Linked DNA regions of Homo sapiens: region 1 is linked to region 2. A link is an interaction called in ENCODE POLR2A ChIA-PET data of the cell type or tissue named here. Cell type or tissue: MCF 10A. All regions are shown on one strand. Each heading gives the region's core, and the rest is flanking DNA. Links, peaks and the distances in the headings are about the cores only.

Region 1 (7,364 bases), core at 2,365-7,364, 190 kb before region 2:
CATGCCTATAATCCTAGCAGTTTGGGAGGCCAAGGCGGGCAGATCACTTGAGGTCAGGAGATTGAGACCATCCTGACCAACATGGTGAAACCCCCCTCTCTACTAAAAATACAAAAATTAGCGGGGCGTGGTGGCTCGCACCTGTAATCCCAGCTACTCGGGAGGCTGAGGCACGAGAATCGCTTGAACCGGGAGATGGAGGTGCAGTGAGCTGAGATCGCGCCATGCACTCCAGCCTGGGTGACAGAGCGAGACTCTGTCAAAAAAAAAAAAAAAAAAAGAAAAGAAAACCAAAAGAAAACAAAACAAAACCAAAAATGCAAGTCAGCAACTTTAGGCTATAAGCTTCTTGAAGCTTCTCTTATTAGTCCCCAGAACATGCACAGTACTTGATAAATATGGTTTTGAATGAATAACTGACTGGCTAATGGAAAGTGTCCTCTCCCCAGGAAGGTCTGTTCAGAGATTTCTGAACAAGGAAGAGAGCTAGTTATAACCTCTTCTCCTTTTTCTTGTGAACTCAAGAGTTGTCAATGGAAGGAATAAGAATAGCAGAGTACTTTCAGAGCAGAGGGCTGCCAACCAGAGAATTGCTCTAAGTGTGGTGGTGTCTTGCCAGTCCCTAGATAGCAAGAGGGAACTGGGTGCCTAGGAAAGGTCACTGGGAGGAGACATTAGGAAGTGGAGGAGTGTTCTTTCTCCATTCAGGTGCATAGATTTAAGGTCGGCTGAGAAGAAACACAGCCCAAAGGTTGGGTTCGAGGACAGGAAACCTGGCTGGAAGAAAATCAGACATGAAAATTGGCTGGAAGGAATATGTTTCAACGACTCATCCACCAGCTGTTTCCTCACTTTCCTCACTGCATCACTGGGTCATCCTTCAAGTAGGGGCGTTTGGAGCTGGGAGAAACCCTAAAGAAAGTTTTTTTTCGATGAGGATCATGGCTCCATAAGCCTCATTTTTTACAAATGCCACTGGAGCCAAACTCTAGGGGCAGGGCGGGTTTAACCCCAATCTCCCAAATCCCACATCCTGGGTTTCCGAAAATGGGGCGTGGCCCACATGTAGCAGAGGTGCAGAGAAATACAGCCCCCAGCTTGGCTGGGACAGGATGGGCGTGGTCATGGCCCATTGCAAGCGGCAGGTGAAGTGCCTGGGCGAGGTCTGGGCAAAGGGAAGTGGACGGCCCAGGTGAAGAGAAGCGAGGCAGAAATTAGGGAGGGGGCGTGGCCGATTTAGAGAAGCAATCAGAGTGAATAGGGCGTAGCTGTGGGGACAGGCGTGACATGGAAGAGCATAGGGGCCAGTCAGGGAGGAGACCTTGGAGGGAGAGAAATGGAGGGTGCCTGAGGGGGATGTGCTAAAGCCAAAGCACATTTGCCCCCTCCCAGCGGGTAGGGGAGTGGTGGAGGCGGAGCACAGAGGTGTGGCCTGTCAGAGAAGGCGTTGTTACGACAGCACAGAGAGTACGGCCCTAGGAGCAGGACCCTGCACACAGCTGAGCTCAGAGGCTCCAGTCTGGCCACGAGAATGCAATGGGAGGTAAGGAGTGACAAGGAGAACAAAAGCAGCTTTGTCCTGGTGGTGGTGGTAGGGCCAAGGCAGAGCGCAGAGGTTTGGCCTGGAAAAGAGGGTCATGGTGGTGTGGGTAGTTGTGGCCCTGCCAGGAAAAGCGTGGCTCTGTGGAGCCAAAGGGCCTGGTTTCAGGGCGTTGCCATGAAGAAGCGCAGGGGCTTAGTGAAGTCATGGCCCAAGCCAGATTGTAGAGGGGTGGGTGGCTTTGAGGGATGGTGACCCAGACGGAGCACAGGGGCGTAGTCATAATGGACCAGATATGGCTTCCGCAGGAGGAACCACACGAAACACAGAAGGCCACTGACTTATGTGTCTACCACATTCCTTTGTCTCTCCAAAAAGTCCCTGCTTCTTCCACAGTCTTCCAGAAGCCCCTGTTCCCTCTCATAATTGCATGACTCTCCCACAATTCTTAGTGACTGTGATGGAGTACAGCAGCAGGCCCATCAATAACTGCAAATGTGGCTCCAGCAGGAGAGGCGTTGTGGGGCAGGAGGGGACGTGGTCACGAAGGAGCAAACATGGTGTGGCCTCGGAGAGAGGGGCAGGGCTCTGCCAGACCGTGAGGGCGCCGCCAGACCTGACAGGGGCGGACCCAATAGAAAAGCGGGTGGAAGAGCACAGGGTGAATTCTCTATCTCATCGTACTTTCTTTCCTACAATTCACTATCTCACAGTGTTCTGTTCTCACCCACAATTCTGTTTCCTCCCACAATCCTGTGCTCTCCCACAATCTCGTTCTCTTCCATAATCCAGTTTTCTCCCACCATCCTCAGTGCTCTCCCACAGCCTTCTCTGCCCTTCCACAACCCTCCCTGCTCTTGCAGTCCTCCATGTCCTCCCACAATTTCTGTGCCCTCTCACAATCCTCCATAATCCAGTGAACCTCTATGGTCTCCCACAGTTCTCTTTGCTCTTCCCAGAATTCTCTGCTTTCTCCAACAAGGCTCCATTCTTTCCCACAATTCCCTATCTCTCCCTGAATTCTTTGTTCTCCCCTTTAATTGTATGTCTTCCACAATTCTCTGTGGCACCTCACTAGGGGTTGTGACTCTAAATGGAAAGTGTGGCATTAGAATTGCCTGGGAGAGTGGCCCTAGCAGAAGAGGCAGCTTTGCAGCGTTGCGGGGTAGGGTGGAGGAGCATGATGATCTTGAAGGGGCGAAGGTGGCTTTACCAGTTCAGAGGAAGTGCTCAAAGCTGAAAGGAATCCATCTTCCCTCCCTTTCTCCCTCCTACCCTCTTTTCCTTCTTTTGAAAGCTTTTGAGGAATAAATCAATCCTTCCTTCTATCCACCCAGGTGTTCTAAAGTCTATTCTTTTTGTATTTGATCTTGAAAGGCTATACATTTGAGATCATAGGATCACTTCTATATTTAATGTAATTAGGCCCAGACTTTTCAGAGGGATTGAGGTTCTTCGAATCAGCTGTATGGAGACTGCACATTTGTGGGAATACTGTTGTTGAAGACAGTTACTTTTTCTCTTAACAAATATCTATTGAGTACTCTATGCCAGGCACTGAGTTAAGTGCTAGGGACAAACTGATGAATAAAACACACTCTTATGCAAGAAAGTATGCTGTGATATATAGTAAGAGTTTTAATAGAAGCACATTAAGGGTGCCATGGGTGGCCTAAATCAGCCTGGGAAGTTCAGGCATGTTTGAACTGTCTTGAAGAAGCAGTATTAAGTGGGAAGACTTGAGAGGGCGCAGACAATGAGGAATGATAAAAGGAATTTGGAATGCAGAGCATGAAGGCACACTAATGTTGACTACTCAAGGATGGTTAAGTAGATCAGTGTGGCTGGAGAATAGAGAAAGCCGAGTGGTGAGTAGCGGGAAATGAGATTCCAAACATGGATAGAGGTATGTGATCTTCGAGATAATAGGGAGTCATTGAAAAATTTTATTCAGGAGCTAGGCACAATTATATGTATTTTAATTATACAAAGGTCATTTCTGAAGAAGTTTAGAAGATAGGTAGGAAGGGATGACACTGGACTGAGACAAACTGGTTATAGGGTGAGCCCAACAGTTTATGTAGGAAATGTTGAAATCCTGAACTTCATACAGTGCAGTAGTGAATTGTATGAAGAGAAGAGACATTTCAGATATTCAGGGTATTCTTATTGTCCCCTATATAAAATTTTAGAGAATCGTTGTCGTGAGTTGGAAAGGGCATGGATTTTAGAATCAGAAATTTAAACAGTCCTCAAATCAAATTTTAGTTCCCCAAGTATTAGCTGAGTAGAGAAATATCTTGTCTTCAGTTTCCTTATCCACAAAATAGGAATAATAATGTCTAGCTCACAGAGCTGTTAATAATGAGCAATGTGTATAAAGTGCTTACCACTATGTTATGGACTGAATATTTGTGTCTCTTAGAAATCATATGTTGGCTGGGCATGGTGGCTCACCCCTTTAATCCAAGCACTTTGGGAGGCTGAGGTGAGAGAATTACTTGAGGCTAGGAGTTTAAGAACAGCCTGGGCAACTTAGTGAGACCTCATCTCTACAAAATATTTCAAAAATTAGCTGGGTGTGGTGTGCACATCTATAGTCCCTACTACTTGGGAGGCTGAGGTGTGAGGATCACTTGAGTCCGGGTTGTCCAGGCTGCAGTGAGCCATGATGGCACCACTGCACTTCAGCCTGGGTGACAGAGTGAGACCACCCCATATGATGGTAGTAAGAGGTGGGGAGCCTTTGGAAGCTAATCTCGCTTTCCACCATGTGAGAATGTGAGAACTTGGTGCTCTACAACCAGGAAGAGGGCCCTCACCAGAAACTGACCATGCTGGCACCCCTTCTCAGACCTCCAGCCCCCAGAACTGTGAGAAATAAATTATTTAAACACCAGCCTATAGTACATGGTTATAGCAGCCTACTAAGCTAACACAGCATAGTAACTAGAACTTTATGGTTGACTTATCTTTATGTAACTCATATATAAATGGTTCACTTTTTTTTTTTTAGGTTCCAGGAAGTTCAGAGTTGAATATAATACCAATCAACCAAAATCACATAGACCTTGGGACTGACATATATGCTTTCTCTATCTTTTACTATTTCTATGATATTAACTTTACTGAGTGTTCAGTCCTTTGCTGTAAACCACCTCATATTCTTTTGGAGAAAAAGGTAAAGAAGAAATGGATGGGTAGATAGATGTCAATATTACCCCAAAGTTAGGGATTTAAAACAACAACCCTTATTTAGCTCACAATTCGGTGGGTCTGCAATTTGTGCTGGGCTGGGTTCAGCTACGACAGCTCATCTCTGTTGCAGTTAGTGGCGGCTGGGCTCAGTAATGCTTTTGTAGCCAGCTGGCAGCCAGCATCCTCACTCACAATTTGGTTCCCTGTTGGTTATTGGCAGGGGCTAGCAACTGAGCTAGTCTAGGCTGTTTCACATGGTGGTTGTTGCAGGGTTTCCAAGATTAACAGAAGAGGGCTATTTCCATTGTAAGCACTTTTCAAGTCCCTTCATTACGTTTGCTAATGTGCCACTGGCCAAAGCGGGTAACATGGCCAAGTCTAGGCTTAAGCAGTGAAAAAAATAAACTCCATCTCAGATGGGAGGAGCTGCAAGTCGTATTACAAATGGATGAGAAGGAATTTGTGGCTTTTTTTTTTTTTTTTTTTTTTTTTTTTTTTTTCACAATCGCCACCATCTGGGCTAGCTTAGGTTCTTTCACATGGAGTTTGCTAGACTAGGTTTCCCTGGCTATTATCCAATAACATTTCACCACTCATACTCCCACTATTTGAGGATCTCCAGCTTCCTGCAAAGTCCTCAGAGTCCATCTCTAAGAGTCTCCAAAGAGTACCTCATTGTTCTCAGTTGCCTCCTACTTAAAGATATTTTCTTTTTGCACCAGCCTCCTCTCTGCTCAGTGGGTGCCCTAGATCTGCCAGATGCTGCTCTCCTCATGAGTATTTGATTTTTTTGCTAACACTAGCTCCTTTACCACTGATGCAGTGGAGTCTTTGAGGCACTAAAGTTACATAGTGTGTTATAGCACTGCTGGGAGAAAACCATTCTTCCCTTTTCCCATTACTCTTGGCTACTAGTACTGCTCATGCCTCAGTGTCTCATAGTATTTTGAAAACACACTCTCTTTTTAGATTTTTCATATAGCCCACCACTCCCACCAATCACAAGTTCATTGGCTATAGATTGAAAGTTGTGAGGAATACTGACTCAAGATAAATCTAAGTTTATAAGAAATTCATCTTCAGGTTGCCCCATCCAATGATTAAGGCCTGTTGATATAGTTTGGAGGTTTATAGTTTGTCAAAATGTGATCCCCAAAGTTGGAGATGGGACCTATTGGGAGGTGTTTGGGTCATGGGGGTGGATCCCTTATGAATGGTGTGGTGCCCTCCTCATAATAATGAGTGAGCTCTCACTCTACCAGTTCATACATGGTCTAGTTGTTTAAAAGAGGCTGCCACCTCCTCCCTCTCTCCCTTGTTCCCTCTCACCATGTGACACATCGGCTCCCCCTTTGCCTTCCATCATGACTGTAAGCTTCCTGAGGCCCTCAACACAAGCAGATGCTGGCACCATGCTTCTCATACAGCCTGCAGAAATGTGAGCCAAAAGAAACCTCTTTTCTTTATAAATTACCCAGCCTCGGATATTTCTTTAAAGCAACATTAATGGACGAATACACTCATCCACCTGACTCATTCCTTTATTGTGAGCTTTTTCTCTCTATAAATTCCTTAAGATAACATCATCAGTTCACCAAGCATAGTCAGAAATGACTGAATCTTAGTGAAGGAAAGGAGTTTCCAGATGAACTCCCTACTTCATTTGTTTTACAAGTAGTATTGCTAGTATTACTATTATTACTACCTGTACCAACAGCTGCCACTTATCCATACAGCCCTGTAAGACAAGTGCTATTATGGTCCCTAATTTGTAGATGGGGAAACTGAGGCTTAGAAAGGTGAAGAAAATTAGTCTGTATCTCAAAGCAAGTACATAGCACAGCTGGGATTTGAACACAGGCATACTGACACCAAAGCTCATTCACCTAATGGCCTCATTATATTCCATCCCCTACGTGTAAATCATTTTACTAGGTATATATTTCAGAGTTTTTGCTTTAAAGGTTAGGTATTATGAATACAGTGCTGAAGAGCAGATATTTCTTTTTTTTGCTAACAGAGGAGAACTAAAACCAACTCTGAGTGAAGAAAGGAGTGTTTAAAAGGAGAGAATCACAGGCAGTCATTGTAAAAACTGGTACCTGCCTGGCTTTAAGGCTCTATACCTTGTAATATAGTATAGTATAGTAATTTAAAACATGCTACTAGTATGTTTATATTACTATAGTACTAGTACACTAGTAGTATAGTATAATAATTTAAACATGTGTAGCCGTAGATGTGATGGCCTTGCCAGAAAAGAAAGGGAAGGAAAAGGAACTATTCAGGACACTCCTCCAAATTTCAAGAGTGTCAGGTGGTACAAAAGAAAAGAGCATGAGACATGAATTCAGATTTTCTTGGGTCCAAAAACTAATTTTTTCATTACATGTTGTACTGTTGAGTGAGTCATTGAAACTTCACTCTTCTCTACTGAAAGATGATATGACCTTCCCCATTGAGTTGTGAATATTAAATAAGTTAATGCATGCAAAGCATTTTAGCTTAGTACGTGAACCAGAATATGTTCCACTCGAGAAACTACAGCTATTATTATAAACGTTAAACCTTTTGAAACAAGGTGGAAAAAATAAGCAATTATTCTAATACCAAATGCAACTACAAA
Region 2 (7,863 bases), core at 1,965-6,964:
CTCCCCTTCTCCCTCACCCCAATAACTGGTAATTTAACATTTTATATGATGCCACTGCCCATACTGGTATTCAAGGCCTTTTACACCCTAGTTCCAGCCGATCCTGAAGCTTGATCATCAAACTTCTCCCTTCATGTGTCTTCTCCTCTAATCAAAGGAGACCACACTGTACCTATCCCAATGACTATAAGCCATCGGCCACACTGTACCTATCCCAATGACTATAAGCCATCGGCCACACTGTACCTATCCCAATATCTATAAGCCATCAAGCATGCTGGACCTATTTCAATGACTATAAGCCATCCCACCACTCTGCCTTTGTTCATGCCATCTTCTTCAGTCTTCTCCGTAATATCTTCCTTCTAGCCCCAGCCTTGCTTTCTGACTTTCTGTTTCAATTTTGGAACTTCTTGTCTGATGTTTATTACATTCCAACTTGCATCAGAGTTAGGTGTATGTTTGTTGTTTCTCCTTCTCAAAGTCAAAAGTACATCAAATCATGACCCAAATATTTGTGTCTGTCTGGTTTTTTAAAATATGTATTTATTTATTTATTTATTGAGATAGAGTCTCACTCCATCACCTAGGCTTAAGTGCAGCAGCACATTCATAGCTCACTGCAACCTCAAATTCCTGAGCTCAAGCAATCTTCCCATCTCAGTCTCCCAAATAGCTGGGACTACAGGCACATGCCACCAATGCCTAGCTAATTTTTTAATTTTTTTGTAGAGATGGAATCTTGCTATGTTTTCAGGGCGGTCTCAAACTTCTGGCCTCAAGGCATCCTACCACCTCAGCCTCCCGATGTCCTGGGATTATAAGCATGAGCCGCCAGTGCCTGGCTAGTTTTTTAAAAATATAATGTTTGTCTCCTACTATCTCTAGGCCACTAACTTAACGCGTTCACACATCAGGTTTTTCAAAAGACAGGTTTTTCGAATCACTGAATTTATTCAAATGAAAAAAAGTCCGACCTGATAGAGTGCCTTTACAGGATACAAAAATGATTTAGATCCAGTACATTGGCTCATGCCTGTAATCTCAGCACTTTGGGAGGCCGAAGTGGGCAAATCATGAGGTCAGGAGTTCGAGACCAGCCTGATCAACATGGTGAAACCCTGTCTCTACTAAAAATACAAAAAATTAGCCAGGTGTGGTGGCGTGTGGCTGTAATCCCAGCTACTCAGGAGGCTGAGGCAGGAGAATCACTTGAACCTGGGAGGCAGAGGTTACAGTGAGCTGAGATGGCACCATTGCACTCTAGCCTGGGGGACAGAGCAAGACTCTGTCTTTAAAAAAAAAAAAAAAAAAAAAAGGAAAATAATTTAGTTTTTTTAAATTTTTTATTTTTAATTCAATAGTTTTGGGGAACAGGTGGTTTTTGGTTACATGGATAAGTGTTTTAGTGGTGATTTCTGAGATTTTGGTGCACTTATTACCCAAGCAGTGTACACTGTACTCAATATGTAGTGTTTTATCCCTTGCCCCCTCCCACTCTTCCCACTGAGTCTCCACAGTTCATTATATCATTCTTATACCTTTGCATCCTCATAGCTTAGCTCTCACTTATAAATGTCTGGTTTTCCATTCCTGAGTTACTTCACTTAGAATAATGGTCTCCAACTCCATCCACGTTGCTGTGAATGCCATTATTTCATTCTTTTTTTATGTCTGAGTGCATTCCATGGTCTATATATACCACGTTCTCTTTATCCACTTGTTGGTTGATAGGCATTTAGGCTGGTTCCATATTTTTGCAATTGCTAATTGTGCTGCTATAAACATGTGTGTGCAGGTGTCTTTTTCATACAATGACTTATTTTCCTCTGGGTAGATACCCAGTAGTGGGATTGCTGGATCAAATGGTGGTTCTACTTTCAGTTCTTTAAGGAATCTTTATACTGTTTTCCATAGCGGTTGTACTAGTTTACATTCCCACCAGCAGTGTAAAAGTGTCCCCTTTTCACCACAACCATGCCAACATCTATTATTTTTTAATTTTTAAATTATGGTCATTCTTGGAGGTGGTAGCTCATTGTGGTTTTAATTTGTATTTCCCTGATACCTAGTGATTTTTAGCATTTTTTTCACATGTTTGCTGGCCATTTGTATATCTTCTTTTGAGAATTGTCTATTCATGTCCTTAGCCCACTTTTGATGGGAGTATTTGGTTTTTTCTTGCTAATTTGTTTGAGCTCCTTGTAGATTCTGGATATTAATCTCTTGTCAGGTGCAGAGTTTGCAAATATTTTTCTCCCACTCTGTGGGTTATCTGTGAACTCTGCTGATTATTCCTTTTGCTGTGCAAAAGCTTTTAAGTTTAACTAGGTACCATCTATGTATCTGTTTTGTTGTATTTGCTTTTGGGTTCTTGGTCATAGACTTTTTGCCTAAGCCAATATCTAGAAGAATTTTTCTGATGTTATCTTCTAGAATTGTTATGGTTTCAGGCCTTAAATTTAAGTCTTTGATCCATCTTGAGTTGATTTTTGTATAAGGTGAGAGTTGAGGAACCAGTTTCATTCTTTGACATGTGGCTTGCCAATTATCTCAGCAGCATTTGTTGAATAAATGTCTTTTCTCCGCTTTATGTTTTTGTTTGCTTTGCCGAAGGTCAGTTGACTGTAAGTATTTGGCTTTATTTAGGGGTTCTCTGTTCTATTCCATTGGTCTATGTGCCTATTTTTTATACCAGTACCATACTGTTTGGTAACTACAGCCTTGTCATATAGTTTGAGGTCGGCTAATGTGATGTCTCCAGATTTGTTCTTTTTGCTTAGTTTTGCTTTGGCTATGAGGGCTCTTTTTTGATTCCATATGAATTTTAGGATTGTTTTTTCTAGTTCTGTGAAGAATTGTGATGATATTTTGATGGGAATTGCATTGAATCTGTAGATTGCTTTTGGCAATATGGTCATTTTCACAGTATTGCCTTTGAATCTCTTTGATTGCATACGTCTGAGAGTGATGCCAAGATACTCTTTAAAAAACTATGCCTTGGTTTTATTAAGAACCAAACACTTTTTAAAATATGAATGGGAATAGAAGAATCCTTCTTAGCTGCAAAAAAAAAAAAAAAAAGAATATGGGAAGTCATTACCCACTCACATTAGATCATAGCTAACATATCACATTGAAATTGCTTTCAACAAACACTGAGTTCCTTCTCTATGGAAGACACAATATCATGTGCTACACCTCATAAAATAGTTTGAATTACCAGAAAATAGAATCCCTTCCTCAATTTTTGTGTGCTAATGGCATTGAAAACAAAAAGGGTGATTCATGTAGAGTAATTCATATTAAAATTTAAAATGCATTAAAATTAAATAAAGGGCATACTTCAAGAGCACATATAATTTACATTTGGGTAATGAGCGAACAGATACTTCCTTTTCTGAATTTTCCCTTGATGTGCCATGAGCAATGTCAACTCTTGATGCCTTCAGCTTTTAAATGGAGTGCTGTGATAGAAGTAGAATTTTAAAACCCATTTGCTTGGGCTTTTTCTCTCCAAAAAAAAAAAAAGTCTTCACTGTATGTTTCTTTATCTATATCTTTTTTTTTTTTTTTTTTTTTTTTTCGGAGATGGAGTCTTGCTCTGCTGCCAGGCTGGAGTGCAGTGACGTGAGTTCAGCTCACTGCAACCACTGGGAACTCCACCTCCCAGGTTCAAGGGATTGTCCTGCCTAAGCCTCCTGAGTAGCTGGGACTACAGGTGTGCACCACCACACACAAATTTGTGTATTTTTAGTAGAGACAGGGTTCCACCATGTTGGCCGGGATGGTCTCGATCTCTTGACCTCATGATCCACCCACCTTGGCCTCCCAAAGTGCTGGGATTACAGGTGTGAGCCACCATGCCTGGCCCTCCTTATTTATATCTTGATAGCTTCCTCCACTTAATGTTACTGTTCCTAATAGTGGTTGGGGTGTGTGTGTGTGTGTGTGTGTGTGTGTGTGTGTGTGTGTGTTTGGGCTAGGAAATGTAGAGTGGAGCATTGTGGTAATTTCTGAGCTGTTACACTGTCATATCACGCACACATGCAAAAGAGGATTTCATTAAGATATGGAGCATTCCACACATTAATGAGACCCAACTTAATTCCATGGAAGTGGTGTGTGATGGTAAACACAGGAAACCTAGGATTTCTTATAAGCTAATGTTTCACACTGTGCAGAGAGCAGCTGTCAGTCTGGGCATTTATATTTTAGCAATCCTCTTGGACAAGACTTTTAAACTACAACCAAGATGCAGGTGGCAGGATGCAGGAGACATGGCCTTCAGGGGAAATTTACTCTGCAATTTCTCAGCAGGGCTGGACTCTACTCAGTAATTATTCCAGCTCTGGGGAAATCCTAGATCTTGACAATTCTCCAGGAAAAGGAGGTGGGTGGAGCAACAATGCTCTTCCGCCCCCAGAAATGCCTGGTAACTTGGAATCATTGGAGAGTGCCCAGCTTGTTCTGGGAAAGAACATATATCCTAGCTAGAGTTAGTTCTTCCACTAGCAGTAAGACAGCCCTTCCCCTATCTTAGCCACGTCAGCAGTTTCCAAAAATCTGTCTTGGGAAGACAATAGTGCTAGTGCCACAGCTACCCATATAGCACCTTTATACAAACACACAAAAGGCACCCCTCTGGGCCAGTGTAGCCTCACCTCAGGGTGTATGGCCCAGTGAGCATGGTGCACACGGGATTTTAGCCCCAGCCTGCTACCTTCTCCACTGGGTGCCCTTGTGTGAGGCACAGCCTACAGGTACAGTAGCTCTGACTTATACTCTTCACTTGCTGTTCTCATTCAAATATTATAAACAAAACAGCAACCATCGGGTGTTTCAGGCTTAATATTTGCAATCTTCAGCAACACCTTGATAACAGTCCATTAAGTGAGATCTGCTGATAGTAAGCCCCCTGATTAAACCTTTGGCTTCCCAGTTTGCCATATCCTGTCTGCTTCAGACACATCATTACCCAGGTTATAAGCTGATGTGTCCAAGATAAAGCCTGACTTTAAGATGACTCTCACAGTGGTTTATTTGTAAGACACGTCAGAAAATTTCAAATTATTTTAAGCCTGTCTTGCATGACTTCATGTTGCAATCCTTACCTGTTATAATCTTCAAGTCATGAAATAACTTTGCAAAAGAATTGTTCATGTACTGTAACACAATTCTAGAGAATTTCTCCTGAGGTTCGTCGAGGTTACAAGAAATTTTTTAAAAAGGGTGGCAGCACTATGCTGAAAATATGTTCCCTTTTAGCTAAGCCACCAACATAAACCATATGTCACTCGTTTCTCTGTGGAAGAAGTGTCCTTTGCAAGGGCAGCCTTGAAGGCACAGGGAGCACAGACGGTCTCTCTCCTCACAGGAGAGAAAAGAGTACCAGGTTGCTGACTAGAAAGGGTTAAACAAGCAGTGGAGAAATGGAAACAGATAAGAACGATTCTTGTCATTTCTTTGCTGCATCCTTGCCTAGCACTGTGCCTAGGACAGAATAGGTGCTCAATGAATGTTTACTACATGATTAATTAATCATCGATTACCATTGCACAATGACCTTGGGACATATGCCACCATCCAGACTCAGTTTATTTATATGTGGAAAATCAATCCAGGGTTTTTAGCTCAGTTTTGGTTCATGCCTTGAGAGACCAAGATTACTGGCTTAATTTTACACATTCCAAAATGGATTCTATTTTTCTCACTTTTAGACACAGTGAACATGACTATGATCACGTGTGCGTCAACTGCATAAGCATATCCTGACAGGTTTGAAAAAATAATAGCTATTTAATTTACAAAGAATGTTGCTATTATTAAGGACATGTCAGTTCCAATGGATTAGGGCAGATCATCACATTTTACAAACTGCCAACATGTAGTGACACTTTCCTCTATAGGATGAGTTTCATCAGATTGAAGTGCTGGTTTCTGGTTTATAATTCAATCCATTTCGCTGACTCACAGAGGGTGGAGTAAAATGACAACGTCCTTTGGTCCTTCAGTCAGAGTTTTTCTTATTACTGGGTGATTATGCATTTATCTTCTTACCACATGAGGTGCTGTGTAAAACCATGGTCAATAATTACCACCCTGAAACTGACTTTTATGTACCCTAGAACTGCCCTCACATAAACACGTTGGATCAGAGAAAACAAATGAAACATAAGACTGTCATTAAACCAAGAAAGTTTGGAGGGACAGGAAGAAAGAAAAATACCATGGCTGTGCCAGCACAAACGTTGCCCAACAAGAGACTTCAATAGCCAGCCACCTTCACTGTCAGGTACATTATGCACAGCTACAGTTACTGCCTGTTGTAAAGGGAAGAAAACACTGGCCAGATACAGCATAACAAAGCTTGCATTGTACACACAAGTATATAGGATATAAATATGGAAAACCAAATGCTATCTCTGTTGAAAGAAAATAGGAGGCCTTTAGTGCGGGCAACTGTCTGAACCGGGAAATTAGGTTTAGACTTAAACCTTCCTCTCTCTCCCACACTCCTACTTTTTGAGGAGTTGGTGTTCTCTGATACTTTTGGCCAAATGTGTACAGACAGCTGTTGAAGTGTGATAAGGGATTTATGCCCTTCTAGAGTAGGCATAAAGGACTCCAGAGAACCTGGGGTTGTGTGACAGTTCAGAAACTACCAGTAGATACAATGACAATGAAATTATAAACTCCCTGTAGTGCTTTTTATGTTTAATATATGTTCCTTTCTAGCTAAGCCCATTTAAAATTAGGAACAATAGACCTTTGCCAAACGCTTTGGTAGTACTGCCTCTGTGTGCTGTGCCAATGACAGCCCTTACCTCCTCCCTAAAAGCAAAAACAGTCCAGACGTTGACAGTCATCACTTCCTCCCTTTTCTTCATGGTTTATGCCCTAAATGTACATCCTTATATACAATAGTACAGTATTTATTTAAAATACTTAAAAATAAATGTCTTTGAGGGCTCTCAAATTACAGCTTCCCCCCTCCCCCTTTTTTGCTTTTTGCAATTTGAAGAAATTGAGTGATTTGGCCTGTGAAGTTTCCTGTAGACTGGATTTTGGTGATGTAATCCCTCTAAGGTAATTCCAGCTTTTTTTTTCCTGGTCTCTAATTTTCTGAGGCTTGATTCTATTTAGGTTTATTCTTTTTTTTTCCGAAATAAGTTTATGGGTGGCAATGTGTTTTTGCATTGGGAGGCACTTAAAAAAAATTAGGGGCCAGGCGTGGTGGCTCACACCTGTAATCCCAGCACTTTGGGAGTCCAAGGCAGGTGGATCTTCTGAGGTTGGGGGTTCAAGACCAGCCTGACCAACATGGAGAAACCCCGTCTCTACTAAAAATATGAAAATAGCCAGGAGTGGTGGCACGTGCCTGTAATCCCAGCTACTCAGGAAGGCTGAGGCAGGAGAATCGCTTGAACCGGGGAGGCGGAGGTTGCAGTGAGACAAAGTTGCGCGCCACTGCACTTCAGCCTGGGCAACAAGAGCGAAACTCCGTCTCAAAAAAAAAAAAAAAAAAAAAATTAAAAACAGTTTAATTTAGGAAAGATTGATTTTTAATAGATTTCCCATTTAATATTTGAATAAACAAAGTGCAGTTGGCCCTCTGTATCCATGGGTTCCACATCTATGGATTCAGTTTGCTGTGGATTAAGAATATTCAGAAAAAAAAAAAAGAAAATAACAATAATAAAAACAATGCAAATGAAAACATACAGTATAACAACTATTTACTTAGCATCTACATTGTATTATAAATAATCATAAGTAATCAAGTATCATACGTAATCTAGAGATGATTTAAAGTATATGGGAGGATGTGCATAGCTTATATGCAAATACTGCACTCCATTT

What was found. Peaks named below come from ENCODE experiments on the same cell type or tissue, not always from the same donor. Only the 100,000 strongest peaks of a DNase experiment are listed, where the experiment ranks them.
Region 1: POLR2A ChIA-PET joins it to region 2 with 5 read pairs; 4 of 35 experiments call an interaction of 5 or more read pairs at or near these places.

What each region holds. Positions count from the first base shown.
Region 1 is chr13:73,655,997-73,663,360 of GRCh38, reverse strand. LINC00393 (long intergenic non-protein coding RNA 393) reads left to right here and starts at 1,458. Exons shown (of 4, transcript NR_184171.1): 1 at 1,458-1,543. In MCF 10A, for the core only: no CTCF peak of the experiment used is centred there; no DNase peak of the experiment used is centred there.
Region 2 is chr13:73,463,915-73,471,777 of GRCh38, reverse strand. No RefSeq gene overlaps it. Among named protein-coding and RNA genes, the nearest start is that of LINC00392, 96 kb to the left of the region's middle. In MCF 10A, for the core only: no CTCF peak of the experiment used is centred there; DNase peaks (open chromatin) are centred at 4,477 and 5,977.